2 separate regions of the Homo sapiens genome follow, and region 2 is linked to region 1. A link is a loop called in an ENCODE intact Hi-C map of the cell type or tissue named here. Cell type or tissue: MCF 10A. All regions are shown on one strand. Links, peaks and the distances in the headings refer to the core of each region. The heading gives the core; the rest is flanking DNA.

Region 1 (14,916 bases), core at 4,228-12,227:
GTTTCACTATGTTGGCCAGCCTGGTTTTGAACTTCTGACCTCAAGTGATCCGCCTGCCTCGCCCTCTCAAAGTGCTGGGATTACAGGCGTGAGCCACCTCACTGGCCCCCTTTGCCTTTAAATGCTCTTGCTTTCCAAGTAGCTAATATTTACTGAACAAAAACCATGCCCCCAGGAATAATGCAAAGGATAAAAGTACCTCATTTAATCCTCAAAACAGCCCTATGAGTTAGGTGCCATTGTTATCCCCATTTCACAGGAAAGGACTGTGCTCAGCTTAAATAACTTGCTCAGTGTGACACAGTAGGAAACAGCAGTGCAGGGACTTGAGCCTAGGTTTTCACCATTTTCCTTCCCAAATGGAGGCAGACAGGTCCCTTCCTACAGTGTGTTCCTGGGGCCAATTCCATTCTTACCCTGCCTGGAAGCCAGCCCACAAATCACAGCAGCAGGCTTCAGGAGGCTGGACCTGGGGATGGCTCACCAGGCTTCCGCTCCCCCGTCCAAGAATGTGATGAGGTCAGAGTGAACCAGCCCCTCGCCCCATCCTCTAACCCAACCCCCTCATCCCACCCTGGGCAGGAAGAGGCAAGCTCTAGCCTCTGGGCTTCCAGAAAGCCTGGCTTTCCTGGAAGGCAGGATGAGGAGGGAGCTGCCTAACTTTCCAGTGAATAGCTGGGAGTGAGTCAGCCTCTGACCTGGATGGGGTGCAGTCCTGCCCCGAGTCAGGGGGCTGAACAAGATGACTTCATGGGCTACTCCTCTCCGGGCCTGGCCTCATCAACAGTCTGAGACCTGAGAGACATAGGGGTGGCTTTAGCCATGATGGTGGGGGCATCCCATCAATTTTAGGGGGCCAATCCCTCTCCAACTTTAGGGATGTTTTAGATTTTGCATGACTATTCTACTCATTCCCACCCCTGCTCCAAATCACCCGAGTAGATATTGGGTTCTACAGACAACTTTGTTAGATTGGTTGTGTTTGTTTGTTTTTTTTTTTTTTGAGACGGAGTCTTACTCTGTCACCCAGGATGGAGTGCAGTGGCATGAACTCAACTCACTGCCACCTCCACCTCCCAGATTCAAGCGATTCTCCTGGCTCAGCCTCCTGAGTACCTGGGATTACAAGCGCCTGCCACCATGCCTGGCTAATTTTTGTATTTTTAGTAGAGAAGGGGATTCACCATGTTGGCCAGGCTGGTCTCAAACTCCTGACCTCAGGTGATCCGCCCACCTTGGCCTCCCAAAGTGCTGGGATTATAGGCATGAGCCACCAAGCCCGGCCCTGAGTTGCTGTTTTGATTTATAAAGACCAAAGAAAGTCCGGAGATGGGCAGTGGTGATGGTTGCACAATAATACGAATGCCACTGAATTGTACATTCAAAAAGGGTTAAAATGATAAACTTTATATTACGGATATTTTATCACAATAAAAAATCAAAAAAGAAAATAAATTATTATTAAAAGATTTAAATACACACAATAATAGAAAAAATGATTCAATTAATTCACATATACCCATCAACCCAATTCAACCATCAACAAGATTTGCTGTATTTACTTCATTTATCCTTCTTTTTTCTCTCTTCTTTATCGTGTGTGTGTGTGTGTGTGAAATATTTTAAAGCAAATCCTAGACATTATTCAGCTCTTTAAATGTGGATATCTCCATATGTAATGTTTAGGGAAAATGCTTAAATTGTGTTTTTACTCTGCTCTCACACCAACACAACAATCAACACAGAAGACTTCTGTAATCCCAAAATATGAGAATATTTCTTCCCACCAGTAAGCAAGCAAGCAGTTCAGCAGCGGACACAAGCTGTGTGTCCTCAATTCTGACACCATCTACCTGGAGATAGCATCAGATTCCAAAGGTTGAGGGCTCGGTCCCCAAGACTGGCCCCGTTTCGGACACGAGTCACAAGTCCAGGCCTCTGGAACCTCTGACTGAGCAGCTTCAAGTTGGGGTTCCCACAACCCCTTATTTGGGTTCAATTAATTTGCTGGAGCTCACAGAACTCAGGGAAACACTTTTACTGGTTTATTATAAAGGATATTACAAAGGATCCAGATGAAGAGCACGTAGGGCCAGCTACTGGGGAAGGGGCATGGAGCTCCATGCCCTGCCTGGGGCACCCTCCAGGACCCTCCCAATGTTCAGCTGTCCAGAAGCTCTCCAAACCCAGTCCTCTTGGGCCTTTTTCTTTTTTTTTTTTTTTTGAGACGGAGTCTTGCTCTGTTGCCAGGCTGGAGTGCAGAGTGGCATGATCTGGGCTCACTGCAACCTCTGCCTCCCGGGTTCAAGCGATTCCCCTGCCTCAGCCTCCTGATAAGCTGGGACTACAAGCACGCGCCACCACACCCAGCTAATTTTTTTGTATTTTAGCAGAGACGGGGTTTCACCATGTTGGCCAGGATGGTCTTGATCTCCTGACCTTGTGATCTGCTTGCCTCAGCCTCCCAAAGTGCTGGGATTACAGGCGTGAGCCACCACACCAGCCTTCTCTTGGGCTTTTATGGAAGCTCAGCATTCCTTCCCCCAGAGTATGGGGCAGGACCCTCTCTGGAATAAGGGTCTATGACCCAAGTGAGAAAGGTGGGGGAAGATTGGAGTCTTTCTTTGGGGCAGGTGAAAAGGGAGCAGGGAGCGGGAGAAGATCAGAGAGATTCTGTTTCCTGAGGCCTGTCCCCGAGGCCCAACACACCCAACATTCTAACAAAGGGAAGAATCAGGGAAGAAGAGATGCAAGACTCCAGAAGCACGCCAACATATAAAACCCCACATCAAAGGTCAAATCGTGCACTTGATCTCTCAAGACGCCTGCTTGGCCCTCTTCCAGGTGTACTTTACTTCCTGTCGTTCCTGCTCTGAAACTTTTTAATAAACTTTCACTCCTGCTCTAAAACTTGCCTCGGTCTCTCCTTCTTGCCTTTTGCCCCTCAGTCAAATTCTTTCTTCCGAAGAGGCAAGAATTGGCGATGCTGCAGACCTATACAGATTTGCCACTGCTAACATGAGGAGGTGACACTTGAGAGATGTAGTGGTTTGAATTATGGTTCCCAAAAGATCTGTCCACCAGGAACCTCAGAATGTGACCTTTTTTGGAATAAGAGTCTTTGTAGATGTGATTAAGGTAAAGGACCTCAAATTGAGATCATTCTAGATTAGCATGGGCCCTAAATCCAATGGTAAATATCCTTACAACAGACAGAAAAGGAGAAGACCATGTGAAAATAGAGGCAGAGATCAGAGTTATGGAGCCCCAAGCCAAGCAATGCCAAGGGTTGCCAGCAGCCTCCAGAAGCCAGGAGACAGGCAAGGAACAGATTCTCCCTCAGGGTCTGCAGAAGGAATTAACCCTGTCAACATCTTGATTTTGGACTTCTGGCCTTCAGAACTGTAAGAGCAGATTTCTGTTGCATTAAACCACCAAATATGTGATAATTTGTTTTGGCAGCCCTCGGAAGTTAATGCGAGACCTAAACAATGAGAAGGAGCTGGCTCTAGGAGGACCTGGTCATAGAGTCTTCCAGATAGAGGGAACACAGGCAAAGGCCCTGAGATTAATTACTTCACTGATTCTCAGCCCTGGCACAAGGTCTCATTCTGTCACTGAGGCTGGAGTGCAGTTGCACAATCACGGCTCACTACAGCCTCGACCTCCCAGGCTCAAGCAATCCTCCTGCCTTAACTCCCTAGTAGCTGGGACTATAAGCATGTGCACCATGCCCAACTAAGTTTTGTATTTTTTGTAGGACAGGGTTTCACCATGTTGCCCAGGCTGGTCTCAAACTGCCAGGCTCAAGCTATTCATACACCTCAGTCTCCCAAAGTGCTGGGATTATGGGCGTGAGTCACTGCACCTGGCCCACTAGAAATGTTTTTTTCTTTCTTTCTTTCTTTTTCTTTTTTTTTGAGACAGGGTCTCACTCTGTTGCTCAGGCTGGAGTGCAGTGGCAGGATCTTGGCTCACTGCAACCTCCGCCTCCCAGGTTCAAGTGATTCTCATGCCTCAACCTCCCAAGTAGCTGGGACTACAGGTGCCTGTCACCACACCTGGCTAATTTTTGTATTTTTAGTAGAGATGGGATTTCACCATGTTGGCCAAGCTGGTCTTGAACTCCTGAACTCAAGTGATCCACCTGCCTCAGCCTCCCAAAGTGCTGGAATTACAGGCGTGAGCCACAGTGCCCAGCCTAGAAAATTTGTTTAAAAGCTCCTGATGCTCATCTCTACCCCAGAACAATTAAATTGGAATCTCTGGAAGTGGAGCCCAGGCATCAGTATTTTTGCTCCCCAGGTAATTCTAACATACAGACAGGAGTCTTATTGCTGAGTTTCCTGATTCACAATCTCCTTAAGGCAAAATCAATTCATTAAAAAACACTATTATGCTAGGCGTGGTGGCTCACGCCTGTAATCACAGCACTTTGGGAGGCAGAGGTGGGCAGATCACCTGAGGTCAAGAGTTTAAGACCAGCCTGGCCAACATGGTAAAACCCCATTTCTACTAAAAATGGAAAATTTAGCTGGGCGTGGTGGCACACACCTGTAATCCCAGCTACTTGGGAGGCTGAGGAAGCAGAATTGCTTGAACCCGGGAGGCAGAGGTGGCAGTGAGCTGAGACTGCACCACTGCACTCCAGCCTGGGCGACAGAGCAAGACTCCGTCTCAAAACACAAAAACAAAATACTATTAAATTATTATTATTATTATTTTTTGAGACAGGGTCCTGCTCTGTCGCCCAGGCTGGAGTGCAGTGGCGGGATCTCGGCTCACTGCAAGCTCCGCCTCCCGGGTTCATGCCATTCTCCTGCCTCAGCCTCCCGAGTAGCTGGGACTACAGGCACCCACCACCACGCCCAGCTAATTTTTTGTATTTTTTAATAGAGACAGGGTTTCACCATGTTAGCCAGGATGATCTCGATCTCCTGACCTCGTGGTCCACCCGCCTCGAACCTCCAAAGTGCTGGGATTACAGGTGTGAGCCACCGCGCCCAGCCAAAATTATTTTAAAAAGAGAGAGAGATAGAGTCTTGCTCTGTCACCCAGGCTGGAATGCTGTGGTGGACTCTCAGCTCACTGCCACCTTTGCCTCCAGGGCTCAAGTGATCCTCCTGCCTCATCCTCCCAAGTAGCTGGGACCACAGGACCAGCTAATTTTTGTAAAGATGCGGTTTCGCCATGTTGTCCAGGATGGTCTTGAACCCCTGAGCTCAAGCGATCCACCCCACTTTGGCCTCCCAAAGCACTGCGATTACAAGCCCAAACCCACTTTCCATTGACAGCAAATGGTCACTCCATGTAGCAGTGGTCTGGGAAATACATTCTGGCTGGTGCCCAAGAAGAGGAGACCATGGATGTTGATGAATACCTTGGGTTCTGCCAGACTATTGCCATTAGAATTCTGTTTTACAGATGAAGAAAGAAAGTAAGTCTTGACTAATAAGTGGAGGAGCCAGGGATTGAACCCATGTCTTTCTGACCCAGAGCCACCCACTTACCTGTAGACCCACAGCCTCATGAGTGGGTGGTGATTCTGCTGCACCTGGCATTTGCCCTTTGCCACCTGTGGCTAGGTCACATTATTCATACACTGTCCTTTTCCATGGACCATATTTCCCCTCCAGAGGTGAAAAGCACAGCCCTCACTCTAATCAAGTCTTTTTTTGTTGAGACGGGGTCTTGCTTTGTCACCCAGGCTAGAGTACAGTGGTACAATCTCGGCTTACTGCAACCTCCCTTCCTGGGTTCAAGCAATTCTCCTGCCTCAGCCTCCCTAGTAGCTAGGACTACAGGCATGCGCTACCACGCCCGGCTAATTTTTGTATTTTTAGTAGATACAGGGTTTCACCATGTTGGCCAGGCTGGTCTCGAACTCCCAAACTTAGGTGATCCATCTGCCTCGGCCACCCAAAGTCCTGGGATTACAGGCGTGAGCCACTGCGCCTGGCCTCTAATCAAGTTTTTAATGAGGACCAGTATCTGATAGGAGTGAGGGACAGCATCCTTCTATAACCCATCCCCATCACCGGAATTTCACTCCTGTCTGTCCTGGGTTTTGTGGGGAGTCTGGAAACCCTCACACTCTGTCTCCTAACGAGAGAGAGCAGAAAGCCCACCCCAGGACCTTATGCGGGGCCCTGGACAGACCCCAAAAATCACCTTGAATCAGCCAGAGAAGAGCATATGGCTGTCAGCAGGATGGAAGCAGTAAACCCTGGGGGTGCTGGAGAGTGGAAGTCAGATGGACTCATCAGGAGACCCAGGCCTGGGATCACCTAAAATAGAAATATAAAAAGGGCCAATGTGTAGTATACATTGCCATGGGCTGGGCCCTTTATATGGGTTGTCTGGTTCAATACTCATGACAACCAAGTCAGTGTCATTATATTATCACCCCCATTTCACAGATGGGGAAACGAAAGCACACAAGGAGGCTGTGTCACTTGCCCAAGGTTAGGTAGCTGGAAATAGGCAGTGTTGGGACTTGAGCCCTGACATGTCTGAGCCAAAATTCTTACATATTCCACGGATTCTACCGCCTCCCTGGTGCTGGGAGCTGAGCCCAGGCAGGCGAGGGGACAGGAAGACATAAGCGTGCACTAGACAGTCCTGCCTCTGTGAATAACACAGATAACCGCAGGCTGAGGCCGTGGGACTTGCCCAGGTCCTACCTGGTTCTGTGGCCTGGAAAGTCACCCCCTACTGTTAACCCTCTGGCACATGGAGCAACTTTGTTTTTTTGCCCTAGCACTCAAGAGATCAATGATTGGAAGAGACCTTGGTGTGGGGTTCAGGAAACAGGGACCCACATTCTGAACTTCCATATCCCCACCTCACTCCCACCCCAGCCTTCCGTCTTTATGGCTCCTAGTTCTCTTTGGGGACAGTTCTTGGTACAGAGTGTATGCTCAATAAATGGAAGTGTTAACAAACAAAGGAAAGAGGCAGAGCACGGTGGCTCATGCCTGTAACCCCAGCACTTTGGGAGGCTGAGGCAGGAGGATCGCTTGAGACCGGGAATTCAAGACCAGGCTGGGCAACATAGCAAGATTCTGTCTCTACAAAATTTTTAAAAAATTAGCCAGCCATGGTGGTGTGCACCTGTAGTCTCGGCTACTCAGGAAGGAGGCTGAGGCAGGAGGATGGATTAAGCCCAGGAGTTTGAGACTGCAGTGAGCTATAATTGCACCACTGTACTCCAGCCTAGGTGACAGAACGAGACCCTGTCTCAAAAAAAGAAAGAAAGAAAGAAAGAACGATAAAGGAAAAGATATGGTCTTTTCTTTCAACATTTTTTTTTTTGAGACGGAGTCTCACTTTGTAGCCCAAGCTGGAGTGCAGTGGTGTGATTGTGGCTCACTGCAACCTCTGCCTCCCGGGTTCAAGTGATTCTCCTGCCTCAGCCTCCCGAGTAGCTGGGATTACAGGTGCCTGCCACCACACCCAGATAATTTTTGTATTTTTAGTAGAGGCAGGGTTTCACCATGTTGGCCAGGCTGGTCTCGAACTCCTGCCCTCAAGTGATCTGCTGCCTCAGCCTCCCAAAGTGCTGGGATTACAGGCGTGAGCCTCCGCGCCCGGCCCTAAAAAATATCTTGGTTCACTTATTTCACCATAGTTTTCTTCTTATGTCACGTAGATGGTATGTTATATGATAAAATAACTTTCTCAGAGAGAAGAAAAACATCATCCTAAGTGACAAGAGCTTTCTATCAGTCTTTTTCTTTCTTGGTGGCACATAAAATAGTGCTGTGTTCTTGTGATCAATGACATCTTAGAGTCGATGAAACATGGCATGTAATGAGCACCCAACTACCAAGAATGAGAAGAGCTAACAAGCACTGAGCTCTTCCAGACAAAGAGCTTTACGTTCACTAATCTAAGTTAGAAAATTACACCCGGATGTTACTACTATTCCCATTTTACCAATGGGAAGATTAAGGCACAGAAAGGTCAAGGAACTTCCCCAAGGTCACCCAGCCAGTGAAAAGTAGAGCGGAGACCTGACCAGCAACCGTTGTTCCTGCCACGGCAGGAGTGCCAACCACCAGCCTACCTGCCTCCCAGCCTCCTACTCAATGAGTGAACAGAAGTACTGGAGCTATCATTTCCATTTTCTACACCTGGGGTGGTGATTTTCTCAGTCTGTCAGTGTTTATTGAGCACGTACTGTGTCTGGTGAGGGCTGCTCTCTGATGCCTCGTTGCTATCCCCTCACCTGTGGAGGGCAGAAGAGCACAGGGCCTAGCTGGTTCCTTCCCACCCTTTTATTTGGCACGAATCCCTCCAGGAGGACTCAAAGCCTAATCAGCTCCCAAAGGCCTATCTCTCTACTGTTGAACTGAGGATTAAGTTGCAACATGAATTTTGGAGGGAACATGAATATTTAAACCACAGCACCCCCTAAAGCATGTGTCAGGTATCATCGGCCCCATTTTATACAGAAATCCAAGCCCTGAGAGGTTAAGAAATCTGCCTGAAGTCACACAGCTTAGACATAGCAGGGTCAGGATTCTAACCCAGGTCCAGGGCTGGGGTGGTGGGAAAGACAATGGCAAACATGGAGACCTTGGAAGAAACCACTGGAAGGGGTCTGAGGGCATGGCAGGCCCACAGGCCCTCCTCAGAGGCAAATCCTTGCATGGGTACATTGGCTGGAAAGGAAAAAAACAAGAAGAAGGAGCAGGAAACCGCTGGGGGTTATTGAATGTGCTCCCATCTTCCCCTGCCCTCCCAGTGTCCACTGCCCACATTTCAGCAGACAGTGTTACAGCAGGTAGCCAGGCAGACATGAGCACAGCAGGAGAGGCCCCCACCGGGAATGTCAGGTGACCATCCCGCGATGGTCAGGCGCTGTATCTCTAAAATAATTGGTTGCAGCCGGCGCCAGAGAAAGGCAGTCTCCCAACAGAAACACCTGAACCTGGTGAGCAGCAGCTTCCAGATAAGATCTCAGGAGTTAGGCGAGTGGGGTCAAGCATGCGCACTAAGAGGCAAAACATCGGAGTTTGACTGGTATGACCTTCCTCTAGGAACCCTTGGCTGGTAAGGGAAAAACACCTCAGTGAGCATGAGTACGACCCCAGTAAACACACTGTGCATGGGGCCCCGCCCAAGCGCTGGCAAGCCACTGCGCATGCGGAATGCCATTGTATAAGACCCCAAGTCAAAGGTCAAAGTGTGCACTTGATCTCGCAAGTCGCCCACTTGGCCCTCTTCCAAGTGTACTTTACTTTCTTTTGTTCCTGCTCTAAAGCTTTCTAATAAACTTTCACTCCTGCTCAAAAACCTGCCTTGGTCGGGCTGGGCGTGGTGGCTCACACCTGTAATCCCAGCACGTTGGGAGGCCAAGGCGGGTGGATCACTTGAGGTCAGGAGTTCGAGACCAGCCTGGCCCAACATGGTGAAACCCCGTCTCTACTAAAAATATAAAAAAAATTAGCCAGGAGTGGTGGCAGGCGCCTGTAATTCCAGCTACTCATGAGGCTGAGGCAGGGATCTCTGCTCACTGCAACCTCCACCTCCCGGGTTAAAGAGATTCTCCTGCCTCAGCCTCCCAAGTAGCTGGGATTACAGGCGCCCACCACACCTGGCTAACTTTTGTATGTTTTTTTTTTAGAAGAGATGGGGTTTCACCATGTTGGCCAGGCTGGTCTCAAACTCCTGACCTGAGGTGATCTGCCCGCCTCAGCCTCCCAAAGTGCTGGAATTACAGGCATGAGCCACCGTGCCCGGCCCTAAATCAATAGTTCTCAACCAGGGGTGATTTTGTCCCCCGGGGACATATGGCAAGGTCTGGAGACATTTTTGACGGTCACAGTGGAAGAGGGAGGAGTTGCTACTGGCTTTTAGTGGGTAGAGGCCGGGGATGCCGCTAAACACCCTACAATGCAGAGGACAGCCCCCCTCAGCAAATAATTATCAGCCCCAAATATCAATAGTGCTGAGGTTCAAAACCCCTGACCTAAACTAAGACACTGAGTGGCTCCTTCTTGGTGATGACCCTCTAGCATCCTTGGCCTGACAAGAATGGCCTAGCAAAGCCTGGGTGTGGAAAGACTGGCTGGGTGAGGAGCTAGCCCCCGGGTGGCTGGGGTCTCATGGCTTTTGCCTGCCTCCACCTCTTCCTCTTCCATCTCCACCTAATCCATGTGGGGCTGCTGGCTCGCCCCACAGCAAGATCCACTGAGAGGGTAGGCAGGCTATGCTGGCTTGGCCGATAGCAAACTCCCTCTCCAGACCATGGTGACTGGTTCAGGGATGGCAGGTGACTCAAAACAAACCAATCAGGATTTTCTCTGAGACTTCTCAGCCAGAGACTCTTTCCACTAGGGCCAGAGCTGGTGAGATGTGAACTTGGGGAGTCTAGTGGACACCTTGGTAGCCGTGGAAGAAGCAACATCCAAGCTGACTGATCAGTGCTGAAAGGGCAGAGTCCTGCTGATACGTGGCTCAGCGACACGAGCCAGAAACTTCCCTTTTTTGGAATTGCTTTGCTGTCTTGACTAATAGGGTCTCTCCCACTGGGCTGGGAATTTCCTGTTCTTTTCTCTTATCCCGGAGCACCACGCCCTGCTCCCCATTTAAGAGCCTGGAAGAGGAGCCCGCCCAACTGCTCATTTATGAACTCAGGTTACTCACTTCATAACCGGCTGTGGAGAACACCTGATCCAGTCTCTCGTCCCATCACGCAGGTGATGGAACTGTGGCTGGGGAGGAACCATTTTCATCTTGGTAGAATCTCTTGGGCAGTGGTTGGCTCGGGCTCCTTTGAGCGCCCGATGTAAGCTCTGCACAGCAGCCAGGGGACCCACAACCCTCCTGACGCCACCCCGTCTGGCCCTGTTCTCTCTCTCTTTTGGCTTTTCAAGGGAGTGAATTATGATTTTGGACTGGGCTCGAATCCTGATCTGTTGCTTCCTAGCTGAGTGAACCTGAGCAATTTACTTCCTCTCTCTGAGTCTCAGTTTCCTCTTCTGCAAAATGTGGACAGTGAATAACACCCACGATGAGCCCTGAGGGCCGTTGTTACTGGGGTGAAGATGAAAGGAGATGGTGTAGGCAAAGCACTCATTCTAGTGTCTCGCACATTTGGGGAATAATATATTCTGGAAGTGTTTTCTGCTTGAAAAGTAAAGAAAGAGGAGACGCCCTGGGGTGAGGAATCCTCCCTCTGTGGCCAGCTGTCAGGAGGCGGATGTGGAGGCTGGACACACTCCCACGGTGGCCTCCCAGCGGCTGGCCTGTCGGTGATGGGTGGTGCAGGGCCTGGTGTTTGGGGGCTCCCCCAGGCACACCCAGCCCCCCACCCTGGTGAATCAACCACACTGCTTAAGCCACAGCAAAACCAAGTCACTTCCTGGCGGTCCCAAACAAAGGCCTAGAACCCACAGTCCAGGAACTGGCCCCTTATCGCTCCTCAGGCCCGATAAGAAGGGCAAGAGGGTCTGAGTCGGCCAGGAGTAGCTCTTGCAGGACTCTCCCCTGGCCTTCTACCTGCACCTTAGCCCACCCTGGGGGTTCAGGCCCTCCCCTTCTCATGGCGCCCCCACAGGCATGCTGTCCCGTGTGCCCACCATGCAGCCCCTGCACCATCTCCAGAAGAAACCAGTTAAAGACTGCCAGGAGCAGCAGGCCATGAAGTGGGCACTCCCCAGAGCTTATCAGATAGGCAGGCTCTTCTGGGCCCCAGGAAGTGGGGCAGGGGACAGAAAAAGAATGAGGAAGGAGGGACAGAGAAAAGGTGAAAGGAGGGTTGGTGCCACGCCCTCCCCTGGAGGCCCCACAGAAGGAGGTCCAGTTGCAGCCTCCTGGCTGGTCCCCTGTCCTCCCACTCAACACCACTGGGAGCTGACCATCCTCCACCCCATAGCTACAGCCACTCTTTTTTTTTTTTTCCTTTTCTTTTTTGAGACGGAGTCTCGCTCTATCACCCAGGTTGGAGTGCAGTGGCGCCCACGCCCAGCCGAGCCACCTTCTTTTAAGCCACATCTGCTTGTCCCACCCTTGTTCAGAACCCTACTGTGAGGCTGGGTGCGGTGGCTCACGCCTGTAATCCTAGCACTTTGGGAGGCTGAGGCAGGTAGATCATTTGAGTTCAGGAGTTCGAGACCAGCCTGGCCAACATGGTGAAACCCTGTCTCTACTAAAAATACAAAAATTAGCCAGACATGGTGGCAAGTGCCTGTAATCCCAGCTACTAGGGAGGCTGAGGCAGCAGAATCGTTTGAACCTGGAGGTGGGGGTTGTAGTGAGCCAAGATTGTGCCACTGCGCTCCAGCCTGGGCAACAGAGCGAGACTTTATCCCCACCACCTGGCCAGGTGTCTTACTCTATTGGGGCTGCTATATAACAATAGAACATAAACTGGGAGGCTTACAAACAATAGAAATTTATTTCTTACAGTTCTGGAGGCTAGAAATCCAAGACTAAGGTCCCAGCAGATTCTATGTCTGGTGAGGGCCCTTCCTCATAGGCAGTACCAGCTTGCCATGTCCTCACAGGTGGAAGAGGCTGCTAGCTCTCTGAACATGATAAGGGCACTAATCCCATCCATGAGGGCTCCACCCTTATGACCTAATCACTTCCCAAAGGCCCTACCTTCTAATACCATCTCCTTGGGGCTTAGGGTAGGAATTTTGTGGGGACACAAACGTTCAGATTATAGCACCAGATTTTCTTCTTTTCTAATTTTTTTTTTTGAGATGGGGTCTTGCTCTCTTGCTCAGACTGAAGTACAGTGGCAAAATCACAGCTCACTGCAGCCTCAACCTCCCAGGCTCAAGGGATCCTCCCACCTCTGCCTCCTGAGTAGCTGGAACCACAGGTGGACACCACTACACCTGGCTAATACATATATATATATTTTTTTTTTTTTTTTTTTTTGGCTCACTACAGCCTCCACCTCCTGGGTTCAGGTGATTTTCTTGCCTCAGCCTCCCAAGTAGCAGGGATTACAGGCACATGCCACCACACCTCGCTAATTTTTGTATTTTTAGTAGAGACAGGGTTTCACCATGTTGGCCAGGCTGGTTGGTCTCGAGCTCCTGACCTCCAGTGATCCACCCACCTCAGTCTCCCAAAGTGTCGGCTAATTTTTAAAAATTTTTTTGTAGAGATGGGGGTCTCACTATGTTGCCCAGACTAATCTCAAACTCCTGGGCTCAAGTGATCCTACTGTCTCAGCCTCCAAAATGCTGGGACTAGAGGAATGAACCACCACGCTAGGCCAGCAAGTGGTCTTCTGACTCCCAAGGCCTCATTCCTTCCATGCTCCTAAATGGAGCTACTCACAGTCCCTGGGTCTCAAGCCTCTGGGTCTCTGCTGCTGGGACCCAGAAGAAGGTGAGTCTCAGCACTTGCTGGGTGAGTGGGTGGAAGTTTGCAGGAAGTCTTCCTGGAGGAGTGGCATTTTAGTTATCCTGGTGTTCTGACCCGATTGGGAGAGGCAGAAGAAAAGAAGGTCAGGTGATTCCCAAATAAGCCAATTTGCCCAGCTCTCACCTGAGCAAGGTGACTGGCCTCTTTGCAGGCAGGGAGGTCTAGTGGAAAGAGCAGGAAGCTCAGTGCTTACCAGCTACGTTACCTTGAACAAATGTCTCTCTGTGTGTGAGCCTCTGTTTCCTCCTCTGTAAAATGGGCTAAGGCTGCCCATCAGGGCTGCATACATTTATGCAAAGTGTGTAAATGCCCAGCAGGTGCTCCATCCATTCCATCCAAGATGGGAGTTTTCTCCAGGGCAGTGTCTTGGCTGCTTCCCTGGTCTAGGTCAAAGAAAGGGCCAGGATTGGAGAAAATGAAGCTAGGCCAATCCGGATTTTCCAGCTGTTCCTGGCTGCTCCATGTGGCTGGAGGAAGGAAATTCTCTGTACAAAGACAGGAAGGCAGAGGTGCTCCTGTGGCAAAGACAAAGCTCACAGTGGTGCCTGGTATGACCTGAAGGTCCAATGCACCTTTGGAGCCGGGCACAGAAACCACAGCAGAGGCTCCATCACCCTGGCATCCCTCATCTCCTCCAAAAGCATCGGGGTATCACAGATGGGGAAACCAAGGCCCAAAGAGGATATGAATCTACCCTAGGTCACATAAAGGCCATGGCTTCCAATTCAGCTCCCCTACCTCTTCTTTTTCAAGTTCAGAATCACTGAGGATGTCCTATAAAGTACCTAAAAGACAGTAATCTCTCACTGATTGTGGTTTTAAGAGAATTCATTTTATATGTACAGTCATGCATTGCTTAACAACAAGGATAAATTCTGAGAAATGTGTCATTAGGTGATTTCACCATTGTGTGAACATCATAGAGGGCACTTACACAAACCTAGATGGTCTAGCCTACTACACCCCTAGGCTAAATGGTGTAGTCTATTTCTCCTAGGCTACAGATCTGTATAGCATGTTACTGTACTGGATACTGTAGGCAACTGTAACACAATGGTAAGTAATTGTATATTTAAACATCTAAACATAGAAAGGGTAAAATAAAAATATAGTATTATAATTTTGTGGGATCACCGTGGCAGGTGAGATATGTCGTCAACTGAAACATTTTTTTGTTGTTGTTTGTTTGTTTGTTTGTTTTTTAGTAGAGATGGGGTTTCATCATGTTGGCCAGGCTGGTCTTGAACTCCTGGCCTCAAGTGATCCTCTAGCCTCGGCCTCCCAGAGTGCTGGGATTACAGGCATCAGCCACTGTGCTGGCTCCATTTTTTTTTTCTTTTTTTTTTTGGAGACGGGTTTCACTCTTGTCACCCAGGCTGGAGTGCAGTGGTGCAATCTTGGCTCACTGAAACCTCCGCCTCCCGGGTTCAAGCGATTCTCCTGCCTCAGCCTCCCAAGTAGCTGGGATTACAGGCATGCACCACCATGCCTGGCTACTTTTTGTATTTTTAGTAGAGATGAGGT
Region 2 (14,916 bases), core at 3,477-11,476, 260 kb before region 1:
ACAGGCTTCATTTCAGCATCTGTATCACCCATGTCATTGCACCAAGACCTCTCCCTGTTGACTTTCCCTGGTTTCTCCTGGGGCCTTTATGTACCCCACCATTTAGCCCCTTGAACTTGAACATCTGAATGAAACTTTCAAAGATTCATGCCACATTGTGCCATTTAATCATGATGCTTTCTCACTCACCTAGTCTATCAGAAGGACAATGCATCCTCATCTGTTCCCATCTCTTCTCTTCTCTGAGCTGCTGAGGTCAAGTGGGGAGCTGGGTTATCCATGTGTATGGATGGATAAAAGTCTGGTTACCCGTCAGGCAGTGACCTAGTGTCTAGGTTGGGATTCTGTGGACTGGGAGTATGGGGTACCCAGTGGGGGCAGGAATAGGAGGAACCAAGTTTTCTTATCTCTTTCCAGGGGCACAAAAATGGTTGGGAACAGACCCAAAAGTCAGAAGTGGGATGCAGGTTGGAACAGAGTAGGGAGAGATGGGGCAGGCAAAGCTAGAAGGAGAAGGTGGCGGTGGAGAACAGACCCCGCCTTCCTGTTAGTTCTCAAAGGGATTGTTCTCATTTAAAGACATAGGCTGGGCCGATGCCAGTGAGCAGCTAGCATACGTTTCTTCATTCCCTGCTCTGGACCTGGCTTTTTTTTGCATCATCCCGTTTGTCTTCATCTTCACCACAGCCGTTGAATGTGTTATTACCTACACCATTTAACCACGAGGAAACAGCTTAGAGGTTAGGTAACTTGCCCAAGTCACATAGCTAGCAACTGGTAGGTAGGAAATCATCTCCAAAATTCAGTATATCACATGGGACCTGATGAGCATCTCCTGGGACTTTGCCCAAGACTTAGATTTTGCAGTCGGCCATGGAGGCTCCACTGAAGTCACGAATGATAGAACGCATGTTGGGGAAGCTTAGGAAATTTCTACTGCAAGTCTCTTCCTTAAAAAATGTGCCTCACTTTGGCTGGGCATGGTGTCTTATGCCTGTAATCCAAACACTTTGGGAGGCTGAGGTGGGCAAATCACTTGAGGTCAGGAGTTTGAGACTAGCCTGGCCAGCATGGCAAAACCCCGTCTCTACTAAAAATACAAAAAAATTAGCCAGGCATGGTGGCGTGAGCCTATAATCCCATCTACTCCGGAGGCTGAGGTGGGAGGGTGGCTTGAGCCCCAGGAGGTGGAAGTTCCAGTGAGCCAAGATCATGCCACTGCACTCCAGCCTGGGCAAGAGCGTGAGACTCCATCTAGAAAAAAAAAAAAAAAAAGAGAAATGCACCTCACTTCAGTGATGGCTGCTCCCCACTGTTGTGACTACATTTGAACACAGTGTGGTTGGGTATGATTGGGTCTCCATGGAAACAAAGCTTCCACAGACTTCTACTTCCAATCTCTGAGAATTAATTTCAAACACAGTTTCAAGACTTGATCTGCACTGCATTTTTACACATGGGCCTCTAAGGCAGTGCAGAGCAATGGATGGGAACGCAGGATTGGCTGTCAGGCCTGCCTCTGCCATTTACAGAATGAACACTTGTGACAAGCTGTTCCCTCTCTCCGGGTCCCGGTTTTACCTCTATAAAATAGGGCTATGATAGTACTTACCTCATACATTTGTTCTAAGTATTATTACATTATTAAGCAAAATAAGTGTTAGCTATTATAATTCCTCCCCACCCACCTGTTCCCCTCCTGCTGCCCCTGTTCCCAACACTGGGATGACCAATTCATCCTGGTTTGCTCAGGACTTGTTCTGATTTAGCATTGGAAGCTCAGCATCCTGGGAACCCCACTAAGGTTTGAGGGAACCAGTATGGTCAGTTGCCCTCCCCAACACTTCAGCCAGAGACATCATAATAGTCCAGATAAACTGGCGGCCAATGGAGCTCAAGATGGTTTGAGTCCAAGATTTACATTGGTAATTCAAAATCATGACAAGTTTTGTGGCCACTGGATATAGAATGATAGCTCAGAGGCACAGAAAACTCAGTGAAACCAAAGGTAAGTCCAACTAATTATTCAACTCTGGGCCCTCAAGGGCAGGAGCTGTCTTGTTCATCTTTGTATCCCCCTCTACACTTAGAAGGGTAAATTGTTAAATGAGTGAACAACAAATCCAAAAACCCACAGCGCAGGTTAGGTGCCATGGCTCACGCCTGTAATCTGAGCACTTTGGGAGGCCAAGGCAGAAGGATCACTTGAGCCCAGAAATTTGAGACCAGCCTGGGTAACATAGGGAGATACCGTCTCTATGAAAACAAAAACATCCACAGCTCAGAATGATCTCAAGTCCCAGGCCAAGAGCTGTTTCAAAAAATCTCCTGGGCTGAATTTTTTTTTTTTGAGATGGAGTCTCGCTCTTGTTGCCCAGGCTGGAGTGCAGTGGTGAGATCTTAGCTCACTGCAACCTCTGCCTCCCAGGTTCAAGTGATACTCCTGCCTCAGCCTCCTAAGTAGCTGGGACTACAGGCACGTGCCACCATGGCTGGCTGATTTTTGTATTTTTAGTAGAGACAGGGTTTCACTATGTTGGCCAGGCTGGTCTCGAACTCCTGATCTCAAGTGATCCACCTGCCTTGGCTTCCCAAAGTGCTGGGATTACAGGAGTGAGCCACCACGCCTGGCCCAGGGCTGATTTTTTAAGGTCTTATGATAGGAATGACCTTGGCCTGCATCTAAATCTGGTTCTGGAATGAAATTGGAGTAGGCTCTGCCCCTGGAGGGGGAGATCCCTTCCTGGGAATGGGATTCCTTGTAGCCTGCACGGACCTGGTGGACTGAACAAAGAGGGGGAATGCGGAAATAAAAGACAAAGACATAAGAGTATATTTGGAAGAAGGGGTCAGGGACACCTTGCCTCTAGTAGACAAGGGCCCTGAGCTTTACACAGCCTTCCGTATTTATTGGTAAAAGAGATAACGAGAAAAGGGGGTGGTGGTTGTTGGGTAATTGTCAGTCGGCCATTTGGTTCACAGCAGGCTTGCAAGACTGCATCCTTTGTATGATAGGTGCTAGATTTTTCAGTAGATAACTTCAAGGAGCCCGGCCCCCAGGGAGTGTTGGCCCTCAGCAAACCTTTCAGTGGCAGGTGCAGTGTGAGTTTGCTCACATCCTGCATTCATGATAAACAGTTTGCTGTTTGATCATATAGCGTCCAGTGGAATGCTGAGCTGGTCACAATCCCTTTGGCCTTTTTGGCTCCCAACAATTCCTGCCTGGAAAATCATTCATGAGTCACTGTGTAGTTAAGGATTTACACGTGCTCCTACCTGCACTGCAAACCTTGTCTTTAGAACTGGTGTGGTTTTAGATAGATTTATAGATAAATTTATAGATCATGCCTAATGCATGATGATTCAGGAGGGAAGCCTTCTCCCAAAGAACAACAGATGATTTTCTGGGGCCCTCTGCTCACAGCCAGGGTGTCCCCCAAGCCCTCAGGCTCCTTATGTATGTATGGGACACACAGAAGCTTTCAGAATATGGAGAGAAAGCATTTCCATTTGCTGGGAATCTGGGGTCAGGGACATGGATTGTTCTCAGTGTTCTGAGCTGGAATAGTGGCAGGGCCTTGTCACTGTTATGTGCCAGAGAAGAAATGCTATAGGAGACTGACCAGGTGGTCACACTCTGGTGTCAAACAGTCCTGGCCACGCCTCTTACCAGATGTGATGTGAGACCTGGAGAGGTGACTTGCCCTCTCTGAAGCTCAGTTTCCTCATCAGTAAAATGAAGAGAATAATAGTAGTCAGGTAGTTGTGAGGTTTAAAGGACCGAGTCCATGTAAAGATGTGTAATATGGGTCTACCACAGGTCAGAACCCACAGCCACTGTTACAGACACACCTTGGAGATATTGCAGCCTCAGCTCCATACCACTGCAATAAAGTGAGTATCACAAGGTTTTTGGTTTCTGAGTGCATATAAAAGTTATGTTGGCTAGACACAGTGGCTCACACCTTTGGGAGGCCAAGGAGGGAGGATCGCTTGAGCCCAGGAGTTTGAGACCAGCCTAGGCAACATGGCAAAACACTGCCTCTACAAAAAATACAAAAATTAGTCAGGCATGGTGATGCATGCTTGTACTCCCTGCTACTAGAGAGGCTGAGGCGGGAGGCTCGCTTGAGCCCAGGGAGTGAAGGCTGCAGTGAGCTATGAGCATGCCACTGCACTCCAGCCTGGGCAACAGAGCAAGACTATATTAAAGAAAAAAAGTTATGTCTACACTATACTGTAGTTTATTAAGTGTGCAAGAGCATTATGTCTAAAATACAATGTACCTATCTTGATTAAAAATACTTTATTGCTAAAAAATGCTAATGATCGTCTCAGGCTTCAACGAGTCATAATCTTTTTGCTGATGGAGGGGGCTTGCCTCGACATTGATGGTTGCTGATGGATCAGAGTGGTAGTTGGAGTGGCAGTGGCAGTTTCTTCAAAGAAGACAACAACGAAATTTGCCACATCGATTGACTCTTTCACAAAAGATTTCTCTACAGCACGTGATGCTGTTTGATGGCATCTTGCCCACAGTAGAACTTCTTTTGAAATTGGAGTCAATCCTCTCCAACCCTGCATTATCAACTAAGTTTATGTGATATTCTAAATCCTTTGTTGTCATTTCAAAAATGTTACAGCATCTTTACCAGGAGTAGATTTCATCTAAAGAAACCACTGTCTTTGCTCATCTGCAAGAAGCAACTCCTTATCTGTTCAAGTTTTATCAGGAGGTTGCAGCAATTCAGTCACATCTTCAGACTCCACTTCTAGTTCTTTTACTATTTACATCACATCTGTAGTGACTTTTCCCACTGAAGTCTTCAATCCCTCAAAGTAATCCATGAAGGCTGGAATTAACTCCTTCCAAACTCCTACTAATGTAAATATTTTACTTCCTCCCATGAATCACAAATGTTCTTAATGGCATCTAGAAATGCTGAATCCTCTCTAGAAGAGTTTCAATTGATGGCTCAGATCCATCAGAGGAATCACTGTCTAAGGCAGCTTTAGCCTTACAAAATGTACTTCTTAATAAGACTTCAAAGTCAAAATAATTTCTTGATCTGTGGGCTACAGAGTGAATGTTGTATTAGCAGGCATGAAAACAACATTCATCTCCTTGAACCTCTCCATCAGAGCTCTTGGGTGACCAGGTGCATTACCAGTGAGCAGTAATATTTTGAAAGGAATCCTTTTTTCTGAGCAGCAGGTCTCAAGAGTGGGCTTGAAATATTCAGTAAACTGCACTGTAAAGAGATGTACTGTCATCCAGGCTTTGTTCCATTTGTAGAGCACAGACAGCGTAGATTTAGCATAATTCTCAAAAACCCTAGGATTGGGCAGGGTGCAGTGGCTCATGCCTGTAATCTCAGCACTTTGGGAGGCCAAGGCAGATGGATCACTTGAGGTCAGGGGTTCGAGACCATCCTGGCCTGGCCAACATGGTAAAACCCCGTCTCTACTAAAAATACAAAAATTAGCCAGGGGTGATGGCGTGCACCTGTAGTCCCAGCTACTTGGGAGGCTGAGGCACGAGAATCACTTGAACCTGGAAGGCAGAGATTGCAGTGAGCCAAGATCGCACCACTGCGCTCCAGCCTGGGTGACAGAGTGAAACTCTGTCTCAAAAATAATAATAAAATAAAAAAGAACCCTAGGATTTTCAGAAAGGTCAGTGAGCACTGGCTTCAACTTAAGGTCACCAGCTCCACTCGCCCCTAACAAGAGAGCCAGCCTGTCCTTTGAAGCTTTGAAGCCAGGCATTGACTTCTCCTCTCTAACTAAAAAAGTCCTAGATGTCATCTTCTTCTAATAGAAAGCTGTTTTGTCTACGCTGAATATCTGTCGTTTGATGTAGCAGCCACCTTTATCAGTTACCTACCCTAGCTAGATCTTCTGCATATCTTGCTGCAGCTTCTCTATCAGCATTTGCTACTTCACTTTGCACTTTTATGTTATGGAGATGGTTTCTTTCCTGAAACCTCATGAACCGAACTCTGCTGATTCCAACTTTCCTTCTGCAGCTTCCTCACCTCCCTCAGCCTTTGCAGAATTGAAGACAGTTGGGGAGGATCTTGCTCTGGAATAGGCTTTGGCTTAAAGGAATGTTGTGGCTGGTTTGATCTTCCATCCAGACCATTCAAACTTTCTCCACATCAGCAATAGGCTGTTCTTCTTTCTCATCATTCATGTGTTCATTGGAGTAGCACTTTCAATTTCCTTCAAGAACTTTTCCTTTGCATTCACAACTTGGCTGTTTGGCCCAAGAGGCCTAGATTTTGGCCTGTCTTGGCTTTCTAAATGCCTTTCTTACTAAGCTTAGTCATTTCTAGCTTTTGATTTAAACTGAGAGATGTGCAACTCTTTCTTTCACTCAAACACTTAGAGGCCATTGTAGGGTTATTAATTGGCCTAATTTCAATATTGTTATGTTTCAAGGAAGAGGAAGGCCTGAGGAGAGGAAGAGAGATGGGGGAGTGACTGGTTGGTGATCACAACACACATTTATCTATTTATATGGCATGGTTCCGCAGTGCCTCCTAAATGACTACAATAGTAACAACAAAGATCACTAATCACCACAGAAGACATAATGATAATGAAAAAGTTTGAAATATTGCAAGAATTACCAAAATATGACAAAGGGACGTGAAGTAAGCCCATGCTGTTGGAAAATGATGCCAGTAGACTAGCTCGATGCAGGGTTGCCACAAACCTTCTATTTGTAAAAAATGCGATATTTGCAAAGTGCAACAAAGCAAAGCACAATAAAATAAGGCATGCCTGTATCGCTACAATTTTAATCCAACATAAGCACACTACACAGTATGTTCCAAAGGGAAAATACCCCCAAATCAAATGCAGAAAGGAGTGTCAAATAGCAAGCTCTCAATAAATGTTAGCTACTGTTATTAAGAGCTGTTAAGGCCAGGCACGGTAGCTTATGCCTGTAATCCCAGCACTTTGGGAGGCCAAGACAGGGGGATCACCTGAGGTCAGGAATTCAAGGCCAGTCTGACCAACATAACGAAACCCTGTCTCTACTAAAAATACAAAAATTATCTGGGCGTGATGGTGTGTGCCTGTAATTCCAGCTACTCAGGAGGCTGAGATAGGAGAACTGCTTGAACCTGGGAGGCGGAGGTTGCAGTCAGCTGAGATCACACCACTGCACTCCAGCCCGGGCGACAGAGTGAGACTCCATCTCAAAAAAAAAAAAAAAAAAGCTGTTAAATTATGATCGGCTTCCTGTGTCTCAGAGTCAACCTGGCCAGCATGGTGAAACCCCATCTCTTCTAAAAATACAAAAATTAGCCAGACATGGTGGCGTGCACCTGTAATCCCAGCTACTTGGGAGGCTGAGGCAGGAGAATCGCTTGAACCCAGGAGGTGGAGATTGCAGTGAGCCGAGATCACGTCACTGCACTCCAGCCTGGGCAACAGAGAGAGACTCCATCTTATAAAAAAATTAATATGTAAATATTGAAAAGTAGTGACAAAACAAATGTGGCAAAACGTTCCTTGGTAAATGTGGGTTGAGGGTATTTAAGAGTTCTTTGTGCTATTTCTGCAACTTTTATGCACATTTGAAATTATTTCAAAATAAAAAGTAAAGTATATATAAATAAGAGGAAGCTAGGAAGTGACAAAAACCATTAAAGGAAGAATAAGAAACGGTAGTTCGGCCAGCAGCCAGCTCCCTGCTGGTTCCCACGTCAGGCGCTGTGAGAAGCCCTTTGCCTCTCGGTCCTGTGTCCTCACCATGCACCCTTGTGGTCAGCCTGGAAAGGCCAACTTGATAGTTACAGGCTGCTTCAGATCTGCCACCCACGTGGTGACAAGTCCTGGCGCGTTGGCATGGGTGGTACTGAAAAAGGCTATGGATCCAGGGCAGTGCAGCGGCCAGTGGCAAGGGATGAGGCGGGGTCTCCAATGGCATCGTTTGAACTGCCTGCAACCTTTTTACCCACATGTCTCATGAAGGGATCAAGGAGAAAAGCACTGTGGTCTGGGAAAAGACTTCTAGCACTGAGATGCTGCCTTCAGGGGCAAAGATTAACCTGGCTCCCCAGAAGAGGAGCAGTGCTCATTGCCAGACAGAAGAGGGCGATGTTTTCGCCCATGTCATCCTTTGAATAGGCACCGACAGGCTTTGGCCGCCAGCTGTGCCCACTGGGTGTGGTTTCACAAATCTGCAAATTCCAAGGGCAAGATTAGGGTGAGGTTAATGAGACAGGGTCAAGTACAAGTTCAGGGGCAGATCGTGTCTTTACTTTGTTACTTTGTTCATCATGGATTTTTCTTCATTAATTTTTGATTTTTCAAAATATTGCATTGAATGTTATTTAGCTTGATTACTGAGTTATTTGGTAACTCCTTAAATTTTGTGCCTAAGGCTAGTGTCTCATTCGCCTTGCCCTAGTCCTGTCTTGACAGATCTAATCCATTAGTCGTATCGCCACCAGCTCAGAGTTTGCAATTAGGCCCTTTTGTACCTATAAAGAAAGGACTGACAAAAGGAATTAATCCTGAGGACGTAAATACCTGCTTTTTTTTTTTTTTTTTTTGAGGCAGAGTTTTACTCTGTCACCCAGCCTAGAAGACTGGAATGCAGTGGTGCAATCATAACTCACTGCAGCCTCTAAATCCTGGGCTTAAGTGATCCTCCCAACCTCCCACCTCAGCCTCCAGGGTAGCTGGGGCCAGAGGTATACACCACCATGCCTGGCTAACTTTTTTATCTTTAGTAGAGACAAGTTCTCGCTATGTTGCTCAGGCTGGTCTCGAACTCGTGGGCTCCTGCCTCGGCCTCCCAGGGTGCTCGGGTTACAGATGTGAGCCACTGCACCCAGTCAAATGCCTGCTTTTGATGTCACTTCACAGCCAGCAACTGGAGACCAACTTCTTTATCTCCGAGTCTCAATTTCTTCATCTGTAAAATGAGGATAGCAATTGCTCCTTTGCAGTTTATTCTGAAAACAGAGTATCACCCCAACTGAGTACCCCTGAGGGCCAGGCACCGTGCTGAGTCTGCCCTTTAGTTATAACCTCTCTAAATTTTCACAGCCCTACCATGTAAGAGATACTATTACCCCATGTTAAAGGTGAGGAAAAGGGCACAGAGAAGTTTGGTTATTTGTCCAGGGCTGAACAGCCAGTAAGTAAAAGTGTATATGCTTTAACGTCATCAGCATTCCCGACGTGAGATGACCCCCAAGCCCCCGGAGATATTTGGCAACATCTGTCGAAATTTTTGGTTGTCACAACTGGGGGATGTGATTGGCATCTAGTGGGTAGAGGCAGGGGATGCTGCTAAGTGTCCAATAATGCACAGGATGGTCCCCACAACAAAGTACTATCTGGCCCCAAATGTCAATCGTGCCAAGGCTGAGAAGCCTGCTCTATGCTATGCTCCCGAGTCAGAAAGTTACATGAGCACTTAGCACTTAGTGCTCCATGAAAGGTAGATACTGTTGTGGTTTTTGTTATTATTACATTTTGTCTCTATGGCTGGGGGTTCCCGTGGCTTCCAGGGAAGCTGAGTTCCCTTGGTACCACACCCACACTGTGATCAAGAACCCCGTCTCTAGGTCAAACGTGGTGGCTCACACCTGTAATCCCAACACTTTGGGAGGCCAAGGTAGGAGGATCGCCTGGGCCCTGGAATTCAAGACCAGCCGGAGCAACATGGTGGAATCCTGTCTCTACAAAAAAAACACAAAAATTAGCCAGGCATGGTGACATGCACCTGTGGTCCCACCTACTTGGGAAGCTGAGGTAGGAAGATTAGATTACTTGAGCCTGGGGGATTGAGGCTGCAGTGAGCTGAAATTGTGCCACTGCACTCCAGCCTGGGTGACAGAACGAGACCCTGTCTCAAAAAAAAAAAAAAAAAAAAAAAAAGAACTTGGTCTCTGGAGTCCATTAGAGTATCATACGTCGCATTCAGCAATGATTTATGAGCATCTGCTGCTACATGACAATCCTGTTCCAGGCAGCACAGACACACGGAGGTGCCCCCTGCCCCTATGTGGCAGCCTGGTGGAGAGACAACTTTAGACAAGGAAACACACAAGCTCAGAGATAATAAGATGTTACAATGCATGCCATGATGTGAAAAACCTGGGCACCATGAGAGAGAAGACGAGGGAAGACCCTGATGGGGTCAGGAGGCCAGGAGGGCTTCTCTGAGGGTGTGACATTTAAGCTGAGCCCTGAGGCTGGAGGAAGGAAGAGCCCTGTAGGCGGAGAGAACAGCTGTGCCAAGGCCCTGAGGGGGGAACCGAAAGCCAGGCAGTGCAAGGGCAGACCAGTAGGGGAGGAAGAGGGGAGTAGAGTGTTATGACCTGGGAAATGTGAGCAGGTAGAGGCTACATTAAGAAGTTTGCTCTTTGACCAATAAAAGCCCTGGAAAGATTTTAATCAGAGCAGGCCTGCCCTTCAGAAAGTGACTCTTGAGGTCCAGGCACAGCCCTGTGTGGAAGATAGTGTGTGAGGCTGAAACCCAGAGTGTGTCATCATCTGGAAACAACCCTGCAAAGGTGAGAGGTTTGTCATAGTTACACAACTTTAACTAATGCACCTTCCTCCCCGCAAACTCTAAGCTGGTTGTGAAACATGACGATGGAGCATTTTGCATATGTTACAAAATTATTGTTAATGCTCATTCATTTTTGGACAAAGACCAGCATCAGTCACTGGAAACACCTGTTTGGGTCACGAGGCTTGTCTTCTGCCAGGAGTGGAGACTTTCCCACAGACTTCTTGTTTCTTCTTGCTGCTTTTGGGTGACTCAGCCTATGACACTTTTGCTCCTCCTGAAATCTCCATATCTTGCTTTTCTCAAATTCCAAGGTAGCCTTTGCGCAACATATCACTCTCCACTGACTCTTGTCCCATCAGGGCCCATAGTGGATGGCTGTATGGGGGCCATGTGACTGAACTCCTGATCCTCGTTTCAGCCCACTCATGTGACATGCATGGAGCTCTTCAGCAGGGACTTACTGACCAGGACAAGAGCTTGAGACTTTGAGGGGATCTGATTGTCACTGCACAATCAAGGACAGTATTCCCAAGAGTGGATGTTGCTCAAGATAGTCCAAGGAATTCTATGAAGAAAAGGACTCCACAGACAATAAATTTTGGACACCCTGTTTCAACACAGTTAAGCGGCTTTTTATAATTACAGGACTTTTCAGAACATTTAATATGCTAATGTGCATTCTAAATCTCCAAGAAAGAATGATGCATATTTATCTTTTCTTCCAGGTGCATCTTAGAGACTGGTGTTTGCAAGTATATGGAGCAGGAAACTTCATCCCGAAGATGGAGACCCCGGGGCTGTCAGCAGGCGTTAGGCAAGTGCCTCAAAATTCCCAATTCCCAGCAAGAGAAGCCAACTGAAGGATGAGACAGGGTTTCTGCCTTCCCTGGGTCCTCCAGTATTACATGGAGGGGTTGGAGTGAACCTTCTGGAGGTGGGGTCAATGACTCTTGGAGGTAGGGGAAAGCTTCCTTTGACCAAGTTGCACACAAAGACAGAAAACGTGTTTGCATGGGCATTGTTTAACCTGCTTAAAAGAATGAAAAGATTTTAGCACTTTTTTCTTTTTCTGTAATTACTAAAGAAGTACATGTTTTTGCAAAAAAAAAAAAAAATCAAACAATATACAAGTATATAGAGTAAAAAGTGGAAGTCCTCCTTTCATCTCCTCCCTGCATCCCTCCCTGCACCCTGGAGTGTTCCATATTAAGGTTTTGGTATGCCTGGTTCAGTGGGTGAGAAGATTAATCTGGAGTCAGCACTCTGAGATTGAATCTCAGCTTTGCCACATGCTAGCTCTGTTTCCTTGGGCACAAGCCTCACTTTGCTCATCTCTAAAATAAAGTAGCCGTAGGAAGGGCTTGGCAGGTATGGGATGAGATGAAACACAGAAAGCCCTAATGCAGCACCTGAACCTAGTTGGATTCAGTTAAATTTGGCCGTTAGAATTTTCCTTCCAGAATCCAGGCATTTTTTAAAAGGTCCAATTTCATTCAATGGATGTGCTAATTCGAGAATGGGGTCCATCTCTTAATCTGTTCATGTGACTCTTTTTTAAGTCCTCAAGGGCAGTTTCTATGCAGAAACCACTATTTAGAGGTTTACTTTATTTTTTCAAGTTCATAGTCAAATTGTCAAAGCTGGAAATTAAAAAAAAGCAGATTACTTGACTTTCTTTATTCTACACATTAGCTCGTTTTTAATGCTAGGAACTAAGAACTTTTCTAGGACTTTGATGGAATGATTACTATCTTAGAAAATGCCATGCCTCCATAAATATATATGCCTACTATGTACCTGCAAAAATTAAAAATAAAAACTTTGTTAAAAGAAAAAAAAAAAGAAAATGCCATGCTTTTAAGTTCAGCTTACAAAAGTTCTCATTCTTTTTATAAATCCAGCTAGAATTTCCAGATAAAATAAAAGTTGCCCAATTGAATACGAACTACCCCAAATTCAAATCTACCTACTGTTCTATATTTTTATTTGTTAAATCTGCCAATCCTAAACCCAACAAACCTAAATAATTACTTATAAGGGGTTTGTGGCCAATTTATAAACATTTTATACTTTATTTAATATGCCCTATTTTCTTTTAAAAGTTCTTCAATTGTCTGAACTAACAAAAAAGCTACTTTTAAAAAATACTAAATCATTTGAATTCTAATAAAGTAAACAAACAAAACATTGATGATAACCTAAAGTGTTTATAAATGTTCCAGAACTGTATTCAGACAAAGGTTTCAACGTAAAGTCATGAACCTGAATCAAACCCTACCAAGTGCACATTTTATAAGAGAGTTACAAGATTTTCTATATAGTTGGCCCAGCAGCTCTCATTAAGTCCATGAAATACCGCATATTCCATCTTAAAACACACAAAAAGAGTATACCATGGCTCTGAGTCTCTTAAACATTTCTACACTTTAATTCTAAATCTTTTTTCTGGTTGGAAGATGCCCATTCACCAAGAAAGACAATTAACCATTCCCTAGAGCTCCTTTTTTTTTGTTTTTGTATTTTATTGAGATGGAATCTCACTCTGTTGCCCAGGCTGGAGTGCAGTGGTGCAATCTTGGCTCACTGCAGCCTCTGCCTCCCAAGTTCAAGCCATTCTCCTGCCTCAGCCTCCCAAGTAGCTGGGATTATAGGCGCCCACCACCACGCCTGGCTAATTTTTGTATTTTTAGTAGAGACAGGGTTTCACCATGTTGGCCAGGCTGGCCTTGAACTCCTGACCTCAAGTGATCCACCCACCTCAGCCTCCCAAAGTGCTGGGGCTACAGGAGTGAGCCACTGCGCCCGGCCCAGAGCCACCTTTACCAGAGATTCAACCAGGCCTGAGGTCTTAGGTTGCAGACAACAGGGAGATTCATTGCAGCACGAACTCAGGAAACCATTTCCTTCCATGTACTATTTGGGGTTATCTTATAGAATTCCTGGCATGCTTGGCCAGTATGCTGCCTGGATGTATGTTGGGGATATATGTATAATTTTCCCTGTGGCTGTGGCCACAGACCCATCACCACAAGAGGGGTTGGTCCACAGATCCCGATGCTGGCTTGGAGTTATTCTTATTCCCTACCCTTTTCACAGAATTGTCTTTGCCAAAGTCCATTAATATACCTTGATTGGATTTTGCTTTTTTTTTTAATTTTTTTTTGCTTTACAGATCTTCATAGTTTCCTGCCCATATCTCTAAAAGTCATTTTGCTTGAGTTGATATCCTACAGTTCTTACAAGACCTTTCTCTCCCAGGGTCACACAACTCTCGCCAATATTAAATTAATATCAGCTTCAATCACGGGTCTCTCCATGGGTTTCACGGGCTATTTGCTCGCAGAGTCCAGGGACATTTTCCTCATCCATTCCATCAGATCCCCAATTGCTTTCTCTGGCAACACACTCCTAGTATTTGTACGGTAAAGCTGCCTAAAAAAATTAAGTAATTCAAACTACTCTTGACCTTACTTTACACCACCAGGGCAATTAGAGTCACAGTCTGGGTGTGTCTGAGGACAGCAGGCCGCCAAATCCCAGTGATTTAGAGAAAACCGAGCAGAATTTCCCATGCCTCCTGCCTCATTGTCCCCCAGCAGAAGGTTCCGTCACCCCAGGTGCCCTCTAGGGTGGACCACTTCCGAGTTCATCCACTGTCAGGAAAAGGCACATGGCATGCAACCGCAAGACCGATGACTAGATGTCAGAGCTGGCTCCCGGTTGGGATATGAGTGACTTTGTGGAGGATGGCGCCTAAATGAGGCATGCCAATTTCTGCACCAGGGTGACGAACATAAGGGCTCCTTAAAGGCTAGCCCAATGTATCTGTATTTCCTTGGGGATTAAAACCCATGATCTTCAGTTCCTCAGAGAACTGAAAGTTGCAAGGAGAAATCCAGTAATTCCTGTTATCTGCAGGCTTTATAAGTCAGTGGAGCCTGCGGAAGTGGCCAGAATCCAGCACTCCAAGCACTGCTGTCTTCTCACAGAGTCTTGAAGCCAGAGCAGCGCCAGGATGTCACGGGAGCTGGCCCCACTGCTGCTTCTCCTCCTCTCCATCCACAGCGCCCTGGCCATGAGGATCTGCTCCTTCAACGTCAGGTCCTTTGGGGAAAGCAAGCAGGAAGACAAGAATGCCATGGATGTCATTGTGAAGGTGAGCCCCTTTCCTGGGAGGAGGATCCCAGACACCCCTCACACCCTCTCTCCTGTCTGCAGACTTTAAGAGACTCAAGGAACTTAAAGTTGGCCCTTAGGGGGAATGTAGAAGCTGGCTTGGAACAATAACCACTTCAACTCTCTGTACCTCCTGCCGTCATCTTAAAACAGGGGTGATAACAATGGTTCCCTCCAGGGTTGCTGGGGGG

Evidence for each region. Peaks named below come from ENCODE experiments on the same cell type or tissue, not always from the same donor. Only the 100,000 strongest peaks of a DNase experiment are listed, where the experiment ranks them.
Region 2: a loop joins it to region 1, with 20 times the contacts of the local background. A loop is called at or near these places in 4 of 110 quality-filtered maps.

Annotation. Positions count from the first base shown.
Region 1 is chr3:57,955,671-57,970,586 of GRCh38, reverse strand. It overlaps LOC105377104 (a long non-coding RNA gene), which reads right to left and starts at 11,309. Exons shown (of 4, transcript XR_940874.3): 1 at 10,654-11,309; 2 at 6,172-6,287. RefSeq lists enhancers at 451-745, 7,643-8,595, 8,596-9,550, 10,253-10,810, 11,387-11,968. In MCF 10A, for the core only: a CTCF peak has its summit at 8,435; DNase peaks (open chromatin) are centred at 8,386 and 10,546.
Region 2 is chr3:58,210,555-58,225,470 of GRCh38, reverse strand. It overlaps LOC107986091 (a long non-coding RNA gene), which reads left to right and starts at 10,456. Exons shown (of 3, transcript XR_007095932.1): 1 at 10,456-10,547; 2 at 10,909-11,169; 3 at 11,275-12,462. It overlaps DNASE1L3 (deoxyribonuclease 1L3), which reads left to right and starts at 14,499. Exons shown (of 8, transcript NM_004944.4): 1 at 14,499-14,705. The coding sequence starts at 14,565. RefSeq lists enhancers at 7,362-7,864, 7,847-8,026, 7,865-8,368, 9,993-10,182, 10,623-10,682 and 1 more. In MCF 10A, for the core only: a CTCF peak has its summit at 8,096 (motif pointing right); DNase peaks (open chromatin) are centred at 7,790, 8,110 and 10,670.